Linked DNA regions of Homo sapiens: region 2 is linked to region 1. The links are chromatin contacts, found by Hi-C or POLR2A ChIA-PET in ENCODE. All regions are on one chromosome and are shown on one strand. Each heading gives the region's core, a stretch centred on a gene start or an enhancer-like site at or near the end of the contact. The rest is flanking DNA. Distances are from core to core; before and after follow the strand shown.

Evidence for each region. Hi-C counts contacts between places; a loop is a spot of excess contacts on that map. ChIA-PET counts read pairs that join two places held with the same protein, here RNA polymerase II (POLR2A). Pooled maps may share reads with other maps.
Region 2: a map of natural killer cell shows a loop between it and region 1 (7-fold over the local background). The contact joins two enhancer-like sites. A Hi-C loop is called at or near these places in 1 of 168 maps with a recorded cell type or tissue (natural killer cell) and 10 of 50 pooled maps. POLR2A ChIA-PET finds 5 or more read pairs at or near these places in 5 of 52 experiments (T-cell, activated B cell, activated CD4-positive, alpha-beta T cell and 2 more).

What each region holds. Positions count from the first base shown.
Region 1 is chr10:22,678,214-22,684,783 of GRCh38, forward strand. All of the region lies in intron 1 of PIP4K2A (phosphatidylinositol-5-phosphate 4-kinase type 2 alpha), which reads right to left. Among named protein-coding and RNA genes, the nearest start is that of PIP4K2A, 33 kb to the right of the region's middle. RefSeq lists enhancers at 4,151-4,270, 5,011-5,230, 5,771-5,840. Within about 2 kb of position 4,123, at least 19 of the 41 ENCODE cell types and tissues checked have a DNase peak (open chromatin) inside an H3K27ac peak, as active enhancers do; they include natural killer cell, where a contact is called at or near this core.
Region 2 is chr10:22,571,758-22,579,281 of GRCh38, forward strand. It overlaps PIP4K2A (phosphatidylinositol-5-phosphate 4-kinase type 2 alpha), which reads right to left. Exons shown (of 10, transcript NM_005028.5): 5 at 1,554-1,700. Among named protein-coding and RNA genes, the nearest start is that of LINC03027, 140 kb to the left of the region's middle. Within about 2 kb of position 2,119, at least 3 of the 41 ENCODE cell types and tissues checked have a DNase peak (open chromatin) inside an H3K27ac peak, as active enhancers do; they include natural killer cell, where a contact is called at or near this core.

The sequences.
Region 1 (6,570 bases), core at 2,873-5,372:
AATGAGATACCAGGGACCAGAGCAGAGCCAGGAGGGTTCCACTTTCTCGGTGATCCCATTAGGTTCATACACCAGCAGATACGGCACCACACATGTGCGTGTCTTCATGTGGTCCCTGAATTCTTTTTAGCAGTGCATGATAAAGAGAACACACATACATACACACACACTCCAAATACAAGACTGAGAATGAACACCGGCATACTTTTCTTAGTGGCTATTTCCCAAACCTTTCTGCATTTCTTTCCTTTGTCGTTCTATGGGGAAAAGTCTGTTTTACTTCCTTGAAGACAGTAAAAAATAAATAAATAAATAAATAAAAATAAGCTGTTGAAAGAGCAACAGAATGTGAAGGCAACCCAGCTTTATGAAATGAGTTTGCTGTGATGAAAACTCTTCTCCAGCAGATTCCTATTTTTTTCCTAGCCAGCAGACTGGAGTGCTCAAATTCTAATGTCAGACAAATCTTGGTACTTAGATTCCGAAGGAAGCTTCCCATTCCGCCCTAGGTAATGTATCCTTTAGGAATAAAGACACCAGAACAAAATAATAAATGTACACAGTTTTGCAGTCTTATTTGTGGCAAAACCCAAAAAACTGGAAATAGGTTATGTCTATCAATAGGAAATGGTTGAATACATTAAGGTCTACTTATACCTAGAGTATTAGACAGCTATGAAAAAGAATGTGTTCCCTATGTATTGTCCTTGAAGGATCTGCCTTTTTAAAAATACAGCAGAATGAGCTATAAAGTGTAAGATAAATGAATAAAATAACATTTAAAAAATTCTCTAAAATCTTTGTGACTTGTGTTAGGCAATGGTTTCTTGGATGTGACACCAACGGCAGAAGCAACAAACTAGAGGAAGTGGACTATATCAAAATTTACACCTAATGCTGCAAACAATACTATCAAAGTGAAAAGAAAACTAATAAAATGAGAGAAAATATTTGCAAATCTGACAAGTGACTTTTACTCAAAATATATACAGAACTCTTACAATTCAATAAAAAGACAACCTAATTAAAAAATGGGCAAAATATCTGAATAGCTATTTCTCCAGAAGATACAAAAATGGCCAATAAGTATATGGATACCTCCTCAATATCATCAGTCCTTTGGAACATGTGAATCAAAACCACAATGAGATACTACTCTTTCATACCTACTAGGATGGCTATAAGAAGAAGGACAGACAATATCAAGTATTGGCATGGATGCAGTGAAATTAGAAACTTCATACATTGCTAGTAAGAATGTAAAATTATACAGTTGCTTTGGCCATTCCTCAGAAAATTAAACACAGAGGTACCATATAACCCAACAATTTCACTACTAGGTATGTACCCAGGAAAAATAAAAACATGGGTCCACACAAAAACTTCTACACAAATGTTCATAGCAGCATTATTCGTAATAGCCAAAACATGAACACAATCCAAAGGTCCATTAATGGGTGAAAGGATAAACAAAATGTGGTCTATCCACACAATAGAATATGCCTTGACCCCCATAAAAAGGAATTAAGTATTGTTACAAGGTACAATGTGGATGAACCTTGGAAACCTTATGCCAAATGAACAAAGCCAGTCACAAAAGCCCACATACAAATCTACAGAGACAGGAAGCAGATTAGTGGTTGCCTAGGGCTGGGGGTAGGGGTTGGGGGAAATAAGGTTTAGGTTTCTTTTAGAGAGGATGAAAATGTTCTAAGATTAGATTGAGAATGGTTATACAACCCCTATATTTAAATAGTATATAAAAATATATACATTTTAGTAAATATACTAAAAAGCAATGAATTGCATATTCTAAATGGTATTTGAATTGTACACTTTATATCATATGTGAATTATATCTCAATAAAGCTGTCTTTAAAAAGGATTCCTTTAAAAAAAAATACTCTAGCAAACCTAGAAACAAAAAATGAAGACCATGCACTACTTTTGAATTATGTGGATTTTTAAATCCACTTAAATGGGCTGCTGTGGTCATTAAAAATTATGTTTTTGAAATATGCTTGTTTACTACACGAATAAAGCAGAGTACAAAACTATAAATAAATTTTATAAAACAAGAATATATTTTTAAAGAAAAGGCTGGTATTAATCGTGATTATCTTTAGATGGCCGAATTATGAGTAATTTAAATATTGTGCTTTAGAATTTTCTATCCTTTTCTAAATCTTCTCCAATAAGCATGCATTGTTTTTATAATCATAAAAATAGCATTTAATGTCTTAGATGAGCCACACGTACCAGGAACTCAAGTGGCAGAAGGATTTAACTACATTCTTTACTAACATCCTGGATGAGAGGGTATTTTCCCTCTGTCATGAATGACAATAAAAAGGCTAGCATACATCCCTAGTCCTTTTCAGTTAAGTAACACTGCGTAAAAAACACCCCAAAACTTCATGGCTTAAAACCACTGCCATTTTATTGGCTCATAATGACATGGGTCAAGAACTCAAGGAGGCTCAACATTGTGTTCCTGCGACAGCTCAGCGAGGGCTGGTGATCCAAGGTGACCCTACACATGTATTGAGGTCTTGGTGATGTTGTTCAAAGAGTGAAGGACATGCCATCCCAAAATATGCCGGATTTTTATATTGATTAGTGTGAGCTGAAAACACTGAAAAAGTTGTAGATTCCAACTTGACCCCAACAAGCCAGGTGACCTGGGTCTTCCTGCATGTAGCAAGCCACAAAGATTCCTTTGGGAGGGGCCCCTCACCTATTCAGGCGAGAAAATAGCCCTTATCCCAGAGACTAGGGTTTGGAAGATGCAACTAACCTGAATAAGGAAATTTCTGGAAGTAGCCCTTATCTTCTACCTGTTTTATACTCCCCATGTATCCTCCCAGTGACTCCCCTAGAAATGTACTGCCCCAGATTTTTTCTTGTCATTTCTTCTCAAATGTATCGTTCTCAGCATAAAAGTGTCTTGCTTTGGCCAATTCCTTTGGATTTCACTCTTTTAAAGATTCCCAGGTGCAAGTAACACTAAGAAAATTTGTATTCCTTTCTCCTATTAATCTGCCTGATGTCAACCTGACTTCTAGATCCAGCTGAAGAGCCCACTAAGAGCTAAAGGGAGGTTGGAGGGGACCTCTGTCTCCCCTACACTGTCAGCTAGGCCTTCTGAGCCACCTGGCTTCTCAAGACCTGGCTTCTCAGCCAGACACAGTGGCTCATGCCTGTAATCCCATCACCTTGAGAGGCCCAGGCAGGAGGACTGTTTAAGTTTCAGAGTTTGAGACCAGCCTTGGCAACACAGTGAGACCTTGTCTCTTCAAAAAATTTTAAAAATTAGCCAGGTGTGGTGGCATGCACCTGTGGTCCCACATACTCAAGAGGCTGAGGTAGGAGGATGCCTTGAGCCTGGGGGGTAGAGGCTGCATTGAGCCATGATGGCGCCACTGTACTCTAGCCTGTGTGACAGAGCAAGACCCTATTTCTAAAAAAAAATAAAATAAATAAAATTAAATTAAAATTAAAAAATAAAACGCAGGAAAAGAGGTGAAAACTCCTAATTTCAGCTACCAGCAATATTTTACTGTAGCAGAAACTGACTAACTTTCCCTGCAAGGGTTAGACAGTAAATAATTCTAGGCTCTGCGGGCCACACAGTCTCTGTCACAATGACTCACCTCTGCTGTTTGAGCAGCTACAAACTGGCAAACAAATGAGTGTGGCTCTGTTCCAATCAAACTTATCTACAGACACTGAAATTTGAATTTCATAGAATTTTCACATTATGAAATACTTTTTTAGAAAACCATTTTTTTTTTTGTACATACGTAAAAACTATCCTTAGTTCGTGGCCACACAAAAACAAGCAGCGGGCCAGATCTGGCCCACAAGCCATAGTCTGCCAACTCCTGTGCTATAGTTAATTCAAGATATAAAAATGCTCAAAGAGGAGTACTCTGTTGCATACCTTATCCACAAATCCACACACCATCCCTGTGTAGAGAGCACACAACCCTTAGCTACTGAATTTTTCACTGTCCTCAAACTGTTCTACTTAAGAGCCAAAGTTACTTTTCATTAAACTTTTCTCAGTATTTCAACTACTGTTTCTTTTTAACCTAGCAACTATCAGGCCTACTCATTTCCTCTGCCAGGAGGCAATGGTAGCCCTCAAACCTCAAGTATGCACACCTTGCCTTTATTTTCTAGAAAAGGCCAGCAATCTAAAAATTAGGAAACCACCCTGTTCTGATCATGCTATTCCTAATATAGTGTTTTATTTTACTGATAAAACAAAGCATTGCTGACTTACAAATTATTGGACAGTAACAGTGTCCATGAACCTAAAAAAAAAGTGCCATCAACTTGACACTTGAGAGTTTAGCTAACAAAGTACACAAAGAACAAACCACATGGTTGGTGCTCCGTGGTGGGGGTGGCAGAAGCAGGAACCCGCTGACAAGCACATCACAGGCCCTCCAAAACCTCAGAGTATCTGTTCTTCCATTAAACCTGCCTCACTTGTGAATTCCTCCAGACTGAGCCAGTCTGAACTTGGCTCCTAGACTCTCTACTCAGGGAGGGAGAACTAGAACCTGAGGTTAGTCAGGTTCACACACCACATTAACCCTTGCTGGGAACACTTGGTAATTGCAACAGGATCTGAAGAGACACAGATGGTCCAGTCATCTTTACATATGCATCATTTGCGTCTGAAAATCCTGGCACTACCCATGACCTTGGGAATGAACAATGTGCGGTCATCTACCATGTCACCTGCTGTCTTCTTTACAACAAGACTGATCTTTCAGATCCTTCTTTATTTTTGCGTAGCTGAGGCCATTTCTGAAGCCAAAAAGAAAAGAAAAAGAAAAACAACAACAACAACAACAACAACAAAAACAGCTGACACGACAGTACAGTATAAATAAAAATGAAGAAACTTTATGTTGGATCAAGCTGATAAATTACTGTTCAACCAGCAGCCTCTCTAGCAAGGGCAGCTATCTGAGCTGAAGACACCTGGACTGCTCTCTGACTCAACTCTTATGAGTTCTGCTCATACCACCGAGTCAAGGCTTTAACAGTATTTGCATTTGCCGTTTTTCACTGTGATCTTAAGTCACAGTTTTTCACAGTGATCCTAAGTCTTCCATGCTGTGGTACAGACCCCAAGTTTTCGCAACTCAGAGGTGGGCCAAGTGCAAGGGGACCTGAGTCAGAGCCAGGTTTGATCCTGACCGCAGAGCTGACAGTGTGGACTTAGCCGAGTCACTTACTCTGATCTGTTTGCTCATCTGTCAAATGTGAATAATGACTTGTCCCCAGCCTTCTCCTCAGTGCTGGGTACAGGTCAGGTGAGATGACAAAGGTGAAACTGCTTTGTCAACTGTCGAAAACAAGTTATTTTCTTCTTCCATTAACTTTCCCCCTCAAGCAGCAACTGCTTTCTTCTGTTCCCTTCTGCAGGGTTTGATAAAGAAGTCTGTTGAGCACGTGTTTATCATGGTTTTTAATCACAGCTTCATCTTTCCAGACTGCAGCGTCCCTCCTGACTGTAATTTCTTCTCATGGTTTGGTACCTCTTTCAGTCGCCCCTCCCTTAGCCTTTCCCAGTCTCTCTTGTAGCTTTCCTACCAAGCAGTTCACACACACACACACACACACACACACACACACACACACAATTCAAAGTGTGTCAGATCTTGAAATATTTTCTTTATATCTCTCCTGGAATCGCCCAGCGCTTCCTTGCCCGGAACGTTCCTGGCTACAATAAGCACCACATCGGCCAAATACCCATTAGAAACTGAATGATTCCTATCTGAAATACTCACAAGAAGCCTGGAGCCCATTACTTTGTGTGTAGAATGTAGTCTTTTTCCCCCCCTTAAATGCATTACCTCACATCTGTCTGTATTACAATTTAGTATGCCAACTTCCCCACTCACAGTTTCAGGCCTGTGGCAAACCATCTTTCAGTTTATTTTCCCCACTGGCTTGCTGTTTTATGACTTAAAAATACTTGAGAGCAAAATGTAAATTTAGGCAATCTCAAAGACATTACTGATTGGGTCGTTTTAATTAAAAACCAGCATTAGTATCTGTGGTACTAACAGTTAATACTAGGTACGCTTTGTCTGAATCCCTTATTTTTTCTTTGATTGCCACTGCCTCTACTTCTTTTGCCAAAGAAAGTTGTTTAAAAAACTTTTAAGCTTATATTCCTTCTGCCAAAAGCTAACACACAATGTGTTTTATCATTATTCTTTGTAATGCGCTTGTTTCATTATACTGTTTCTTATACATATATGTTCATAATTTTTAAAAATATACCTATTGGCTTTCCTTGTCCTCTTAAAAATATTCCCTACCTCAAACAAAACATTCTATTAGTGAAACATAATTTGTCTATCAGAAAACCTGACACACCTTCCAATGTCCAGTATCAGCTCGAGCTCCCTGGCATCAAAACAATCCCTGGTCTATAGGATGCCACCCACTAAAAATCTTTCCAGTGTCTCAGGCATATGGCAAAGTGGCCATTTGTAAATTACCCTGGAGTTCCTTGAACACTTCTGTGAAAATGCACAG
Region 2 (7,524 bases), core at 869-3,368, 110 kb before region 1:
TAACAACTTTCCAAACTTCATTATTGTGTGAGTTCAGATTTTCTTCACATACTTCAGCGGCATAACACCACACAGACTGACAGCGGAATCAGACAGGACATTCCAACTATCTCACATTAAGTCAAGACATTACGGAGATTTGCAAAAATGTAAAACAATGCTACTTGTCTCATTCATGTTTTTGCTTTTGGAAAATAGTTATTTTTCATAAAAATGTTAACATGTAATGTTTTTCTCATTTTTAAAGAAACTACATATTCTAATATTTCTTATATTAATTTTTAATACTGTAAATATCCACAGACACAACTCACATCTGCAAAAGCTTTCGAGTGTCCTCTTGTAAGAGCGTGAAAGCGTTGAGACCAAAAAACTTGAGAACCAAATGTCAGAGACCAGAGTTTGGCAAACTTTTCTGCAAACAGTCAGTGGGTAAACGTTTTAGGCTTTGTGGTCCCAAATGGTCTCTGCGGTAACTACCAAACTCTGCCATTACAGTGCAAAAGCAGTAACAGACAATACAGAAACAAGGGGCATCGTGGTATTCCAATAAAAATGTATTTATAAAATTGGCCCAGCCAGCCGCGGTGGTTCATGCCTATAATCCCAGCACTTTGGAAGGCCAAGGTGGGTGGATTGCTTGAGCTCAGGAGTTCAAGATCAGCCTGGGCAACATGGTGAAATCCTGTCTCCACCAAAAAATACAAAAAATTAGCTGAGCATGGTGGTGCGTGCCTGTGGTCCCAGCTACGTGGGAGGACTGCTTGAGCCAGTGGGGCAGAGGTTGCCATGAGCCAAGATTGAGCCACTGCGCTCCAGACTGAGCAACAGAGGAAGACTCTTTCTCAAAAAAAAAAGAAAAGAAAAGAAAAAAAAGTCCCTCAAGTAGGATTTGGAATTCAGGAAAGTCATAGTTTTCCAACCCCTAACTTGAACATTCTCCCCTGAATTGGTGATACCAGAAGCCAGATTATGTCACTCCACTCTCAGAATTTCCAGGGGCCCCCCTTTATCTCCAAGCCTTTGAAATGGTCTCTGTACTTACAGTTCCCTCTGCCAGCAATATTCTTCCTCAGCTCATTTCCTCATCTCCTTCAAGTCTGCTCCAATGTCATCTTTCTCAGGGGAACCTTCCCTGACAGGACTATTTAAAACCCTCCCCCTCTTTAATTCTGTCTATAGCACTTACCACTTCTGGGTATGCTCTATGACTAACTTATCACTTTTACTTACTGCCTGTCTTTACCCACCAGAATGTCAGCTCCCCGAGTGCAGGTTTGGTTTGTTCATCCCATCACTTCCAGCATCTAGAACAGTGCCTGGTATGCAGTTGGCTGAATATTTAAGTAGATGTGATATCTCTAACATGTGCCAGTGTTTTTTGGTGAGGCCAGCAAGCACTTATTGCCTCACAGGAAGGAATACACTGCTACTTGTCTGGTAGCTTTAAGTGCTGAGCGGCTCCTAAGCATTTCTGATGATCAATGACAACATTTACAATGTAGAAGAGTAAGCTTGAGTTACTTTACAAAAATTCATAAAATCAGTCTCACCTTTAAGTCGTATTTCCTATACACAGACAAACGGTGGCTGAATACATTTCTTGTAACTATCACATATATTTCAACTCCATCAACATTAAGCCGGTACATGCCCAAGAACTGGGGAAGAAGGGTGATCCCATGACATTCCACTATGTACTGCATAGGAGAGAAAGAAAAAGGAAAAAAACATCCAATCAAAAGATTGCTTCCTTAGATGTAAAATACATACGCCTATGGTGTTCATACAAAGTGAAAACCTCCAGCCATTAGGGTCTTATTTACAGAAAATGACCACATTTGTACTGCTTACCAATCACATCTGTGTTCACCATCTCTACACAGAAAAGAAAATTCAATTTTATCTCCAAACAGATTTTTTTCCAACATTCCAAATGGAATTTGTATGGTCAAACCTTGGATATGATCGTGTAAGGCAAGAGGACATGTGACTATCTTTCTCAAATTCCTTTTAAGGGATATTACACTCCACCTAGCGCCTCTGTCTTCTACCCCCAAAGCCCTGACTACAAGGCTGAGGCAGAGCAACCTGGCTGCTAAAATAGCTTCTCTAACAGTGTTGAAGTCGAGATGAAAGAGGAAATTGTGGGGAGCCCAGTGTTAGAAGCTGGGAGGGCAGAGCTAAGCTTCTCAAGAGAGCAGGGGAGAAGGGGGCAACCCCTGTGACCATAGCACCCTCGCTCCTGCTCTGCCGGCAGATGGGGACTGCCTTGTCCCTGCTGGTTTCCACCAAGTTAACTGGACAAGCCCAGGGTTGACACCATTTCCGAGGAGAGTTGCAAAAAAAACACAACACGACCTTGGCTGTTTTTCATGACCAAACTCCAGAGGGCCACAAGATGGAGCCACTTCTCCCTGAGAGCAGATTTTCATAAAACGGGTCCCTCTGCACTTCCCAAAGGAAGCTTAGGTTTTCCTTCCTTTAAAATCATGGGGAAGTAATATTTCAAAAAAGCTCTATGTCCACTGACACGTGTGCAATCTCCAGGATAATAAACAGCATAAATGGTGAGATTCCATTACTGTAAACACCATACATGTTGGGCATATTCAGAGATGCTAATGATGCAATTGGAGGGAATTCTGATCCTTTTCTACTATACTGCTTGAATTTTTCATTTTCTGTTTTTTTTTTTTTTTACAATGAGCATTTTATAAAAAATACAAAAGTAATTAAAATGTCCTTTCAAACTTCTTAGTTGTAAATACTGTTAATAATCAATTCTGATAATATTTAACCACCTTAAGAATGAAAAAGTCTTTGGTTTTGATCATTAAAGATAAACAGCATTGGTACTTGATTCTGATTTTTGCCATCTAGAGTTTTGGCAAGTTTTAAAGATGCCTCTTCCCTTTCTTTTTTCTTATTGACAATAACTGAGCTATAAATTTTAATCTCATGTAATTCCTGAGTAGAGTTTCACCTTGTTATTTGAAATTAGATGAGTGAAACATTTTCTATTTCCTTTCAAAATATAATAAATTGAGTTTTGCTAATGCAAAACAGGCAGTAAATAGCCACTGGGTGAAAAGAAAATTTCTCACATCTGATCTAGAGAAATGAAAAGGGGTTCTTGGCCTCTGTAGAAAGGTGGTTGGATGGGCCTTCAAACATGGAGACTGAGGAAGTCTAGTCTCCACGTGCAGTAGAGAGAACGTAGGTTTGCGAGCCAGAAAGGTGTGTGTGTGTGTCCTGGCGCCTCCATTTACGAGCTGTGAGATCTTGGGCAAGTTACCAAATCACTCCACAGTTTAGCTTCATTTTCCAGAAAAAGAGCCTAATTCCTACCTTGAAGGTTGTTTTGAGGGTTACAGGTAAGAGTATGTCAAAATACTTCACACGGTGCTGTGTACTATACTATACTGAAGATGATAATGATTATTTTCATTCAAAACTCTGTTAAGAAATTTTAATGTTACACCTGTTTTGTGCTCCCAACTGACATACAGACATGTACTGAGTGGGGTCTGCTCCGAGGCAGTTATTTTTGAGGCCCACAAGACACAGTCCCTGCCCCAGGGGACACACCGATTTTGGTTTTGCTGCTCAACCCCTCACTGAGCTCCCATCACGAACTACCTTTACAGAATCCCGCCATTCCTCTCTGATTCAAGTTGCTGTGCAGAGCCACAGAAAGCTATGTCTCACAGCGACAAAGAACCATTATTCATGCTACAAATATGGTCAAGAAATCTTTTGAATATTATACAGCAAATCATTGACTAGTTGTCCCCCCTTAGGAAAAAACACCCATACAGATTACATTCTATACCTCCCCTACCTTAAACATTAGCTAAATTATTACACTGAAAAGAGACAGATCAAATCTGTCTACTTTGCCAGGCGCGGTGGCTCACGCCTGTAATCCCAGCACTTTTGGAGGCCAAGGCAGGTGGATCACGAGGTCAGGAGTCCAAGATCAGCCTGGCCAAGATGGTGATACCCCATCTCTACTAAAAATACAACAATTAGCTGGGTGTGGTGGTGCACACCCGTAATCCCAGCTACTCGGGAGGCTGAGGCAGAAGAACTACTTGAACCCAGGAGGCGGAGGTTTCAGTGAGCCGAGATCGTGCCACTGTACTCCAGCCTAGGTGACAGAGCAAGACGCCATCTCAAAAAAAAAACAAAAAAGAAAAAAAAAGTCTGTCTACTTTATCAGCAAGTCTACACACAGTTGTTCTCAAACGTATGGCTCACTTATGGGGCTCCTTGATGAATACCTAAAACTCCTGAGGATATAAACATGTACAAACCCACAAGTCATACCAAAGTTTATCTATTAGATTCGAGTACTGCCAAGCTGCAGGTGATATCAAAGGTTTAGAAAGCATTAATGGGTTAAAATTTTGCAGTAGAGAAAATTATACCTATTAACTGAATTTCTGGGGGGAAGCACTGGGAAAAGGGCACACTGCTGCATTTCAGTGGAGGAACATTTAACTGGGTCTGTGAATGCCTGGGCTAGGAACCTCTGTTCTCTAGCACGATGCGCTGTTGTAGGCAGATGTTGACACAAAGAGACCTGAATGAGAATCCTGGTGGATTCTCCCAGTTGACCCAGAGAATGCTGAGCACAAACTCGTAACACCAGCGGGTGTTAACTCCAAGGATTCCTACACACACCAGCTGCTGGAGGTCAGCCCTGAACCAGGGAGACTGTAGATTTACAGCTACAGCTTTAGCCGGGGTCTCACGAGCCTCAGCCACCTTACACAGCTAAGAGCCCTCCCGGTCCAGCTCCGTGTTCATTACCTGTGTGACCTTGGGACAGTTATTCAACCTCTTGGTCTGCATTTGGAAACTGGGAGGTAATAATAGTACTTAACGATTAAATGAGTTAGTTATAAAGTTTTTAGAACAAAGCCTGGTGCATAAAAAGTAGTATGGAAGTGTTATCTATCTTTTGAACCTTTTCCATTTTTATTAAACCTCAAAACCCCCTCATCACTCTCAATATTCATTCATAGAGGCTGAGAATACGGTGGCTCACACCTGTAATCCCAGCACCCTGGGAGGCCAAGGTGGGCGGATAGCTTGAGATCAGGAGTTTGAGACCAGCCTGGCCAACAGCGAAACCTCGTCTCTGCTAAAAATACAAAAATTAGCCAGATGTGGTGGTGCATGCCTGTAGTCCCAGCTACTCAGGAGGCTGGGTGAGGCAGGAGAATCGTTTGAATTTGGGAGGCGGAGGCTGCAGTGAGCCGAGATTGCGCCACTGCACTCTAGCCTGGGTGACAGAGCAAACTCCTGTCTCAAAAAAAAAAAAAAAAAAAAAAGTATTCATAGATTCACTTAAAAAATACGTATTGAGCATCCATCATATGCCTGGTACCATGAGCGGTGCTGACTTTGCATCAGGGAGCAGAGACACCTGGTTCTTGTCCGTGTGCAAGTTATCCTACTTCAGGTGGAAAAGGGTGCCATGGGAGGGGAATGGCTTGACTTCCGGTAGCCCCATCTCCCAGTGATACAGTTTGAATATTTGTCCCCTCTAAACCTCATGTTGCAATGTGATCCCCAATGTTGGAGGTGGTGCTCGGTGGGAGGTGACTGGGTCATGGGGGTGGGTCCCTCATAAATGGCTTGGTGCCATAGGGAGAACTGCTTATGGAAAAGAGCCTTCCCCTCTCCTTCCTTGCCTCTCGCCAAGCCATGCCAGCTCCCTACTGCCTTCCAACATGAGTAGAAGCTTCCTGAGGGTCTCACCAGCGACAGATGCTGACACCATGCTTCTTGTACAGTCTGCAGAATTGCAAGCCAAATAAACCTCTTTTCCTTATGAATCACCCAGCCTCAGGTATTCCTCACAGCAACACAAATAGGCAAAGACACTCAGTGCTTGCACGGTGGATCCCCTTCTGAGAGTGGTCTCTCCAGTCACACTGCGACGCATCTTGTCGGGTTCTTGAGCATCCTCCCTCTCAGTCCAGGATCCTCAACCTCTCTCCCTCCACTAGCAGCTTCTCAACAGTGCTTAAATGTGCTGAAGTTTCTCTCATTAAAGCAACAAAAACAAAACACAAAACGCCCTCTCAATTGCAGAGATGCACGGTCTGGCACCGCCTGGATCCTGGCTTGAACGTACACTTTGAGGGCAACTGGGGACACCTGATTATGCCACTCACTAGATATTTGGTGATAGGAAGGAATTTATTGGCAATTTTCTTAACCTGAGAAGTCCTTATGTTTCAGAGAAGCATATCAAAGTATTTACAGAGGAAATGTGTCTGTGATTTACTTTTGAAACATTTCTGCAAAAATAAAATGATGCAAATGTGGTAAAATGTTAATAATTGTTCAATCTAAGTGATGGGTATATGCTACCAATTTTCTGTCTGCTTGAACATTTTTACAATAAAAAGTAAAAAGAAACACAAACCCTTCTTTGACTCCATGTCTTTCTCCATCTCTGGTCTCTCTCCTGACTGGCTTCTTGGCAGAGCTGTCTACGCTTATTTTCTGTTGCTCTGTAACCCCCCATCCATTCTGCAGCTCATCCTGCTCTGGATTTTACTTTCCTTTCCCTTCAGAGCAACTGTTCCCCCTGAGATCTCAATGACCTTTGAGTGGTTAAATTTGACAGATGCTTCTCCGCCTTTCTCTCTCCTGAACCCCATGAGCAAACAGCGCTCTTGTCTGGGGCTTCCTCCCTCCCTTGGCTTCTGAGACGCTGTGTTCTCCTGGCAGTCCTCCTACTCCGTCCCATCTTTCCTGCTCTTTGGCCAATGCTTCCTCCTCTACATGCCCATTGTCAGGGCCCTGACCTAGATGTCCTCTCATCTTCTCTTCTTCACTGTGTACAGGCTACCTGATCCACACCGTTTGTTTACATTTCTATCTGCGTCTCGATAACCCCCAAACTTATGATTCTCAGTCCACAACCCTTTCTTTTGAGTTGCACATCCACATAGGATTCATCTAGTGTAATACAGCTTCCTGCCAAATGTAAGCTCCACGAAGGTGGCAAGCACTACCCTTAGCAGGACCTCATGTGTAAAAACCATTTCATATACAACTGTTGAATAAATGAATCCAGCAAATAATTAAAAAAACCCAAGATGTTTCCTACAGATGCCTACTCTCTCCGCTCTCTTTATAATTAACACCATGACCCTTACCTCCAGGTGTTACAAATATGAAAATTCTAGATTTTGAAAGCAGAAAAAAAACCTGTCATTTATGATGAAAGGGAAGCCCCAGATTTTTCTCACGATGGCCACGACAAATGAAGAACTTTACACAATAAGTAGGAAAAAAGGCATATGTCGGGCATGAAAGGAGGAAAAGAGGGTACCACAAAATAACGGTTTAAGGATGTTAATCTTAAAAAAAAAACAAGGCAGTCACATGGTTAACTTGGGGGAGAATTCGGAAATGGTCACAGTTTATCTGTTCTGGGACTATTACCGCACGTGTAAACTGTACCACGCAATGTATCCTCATTCTCCAGCATCACGG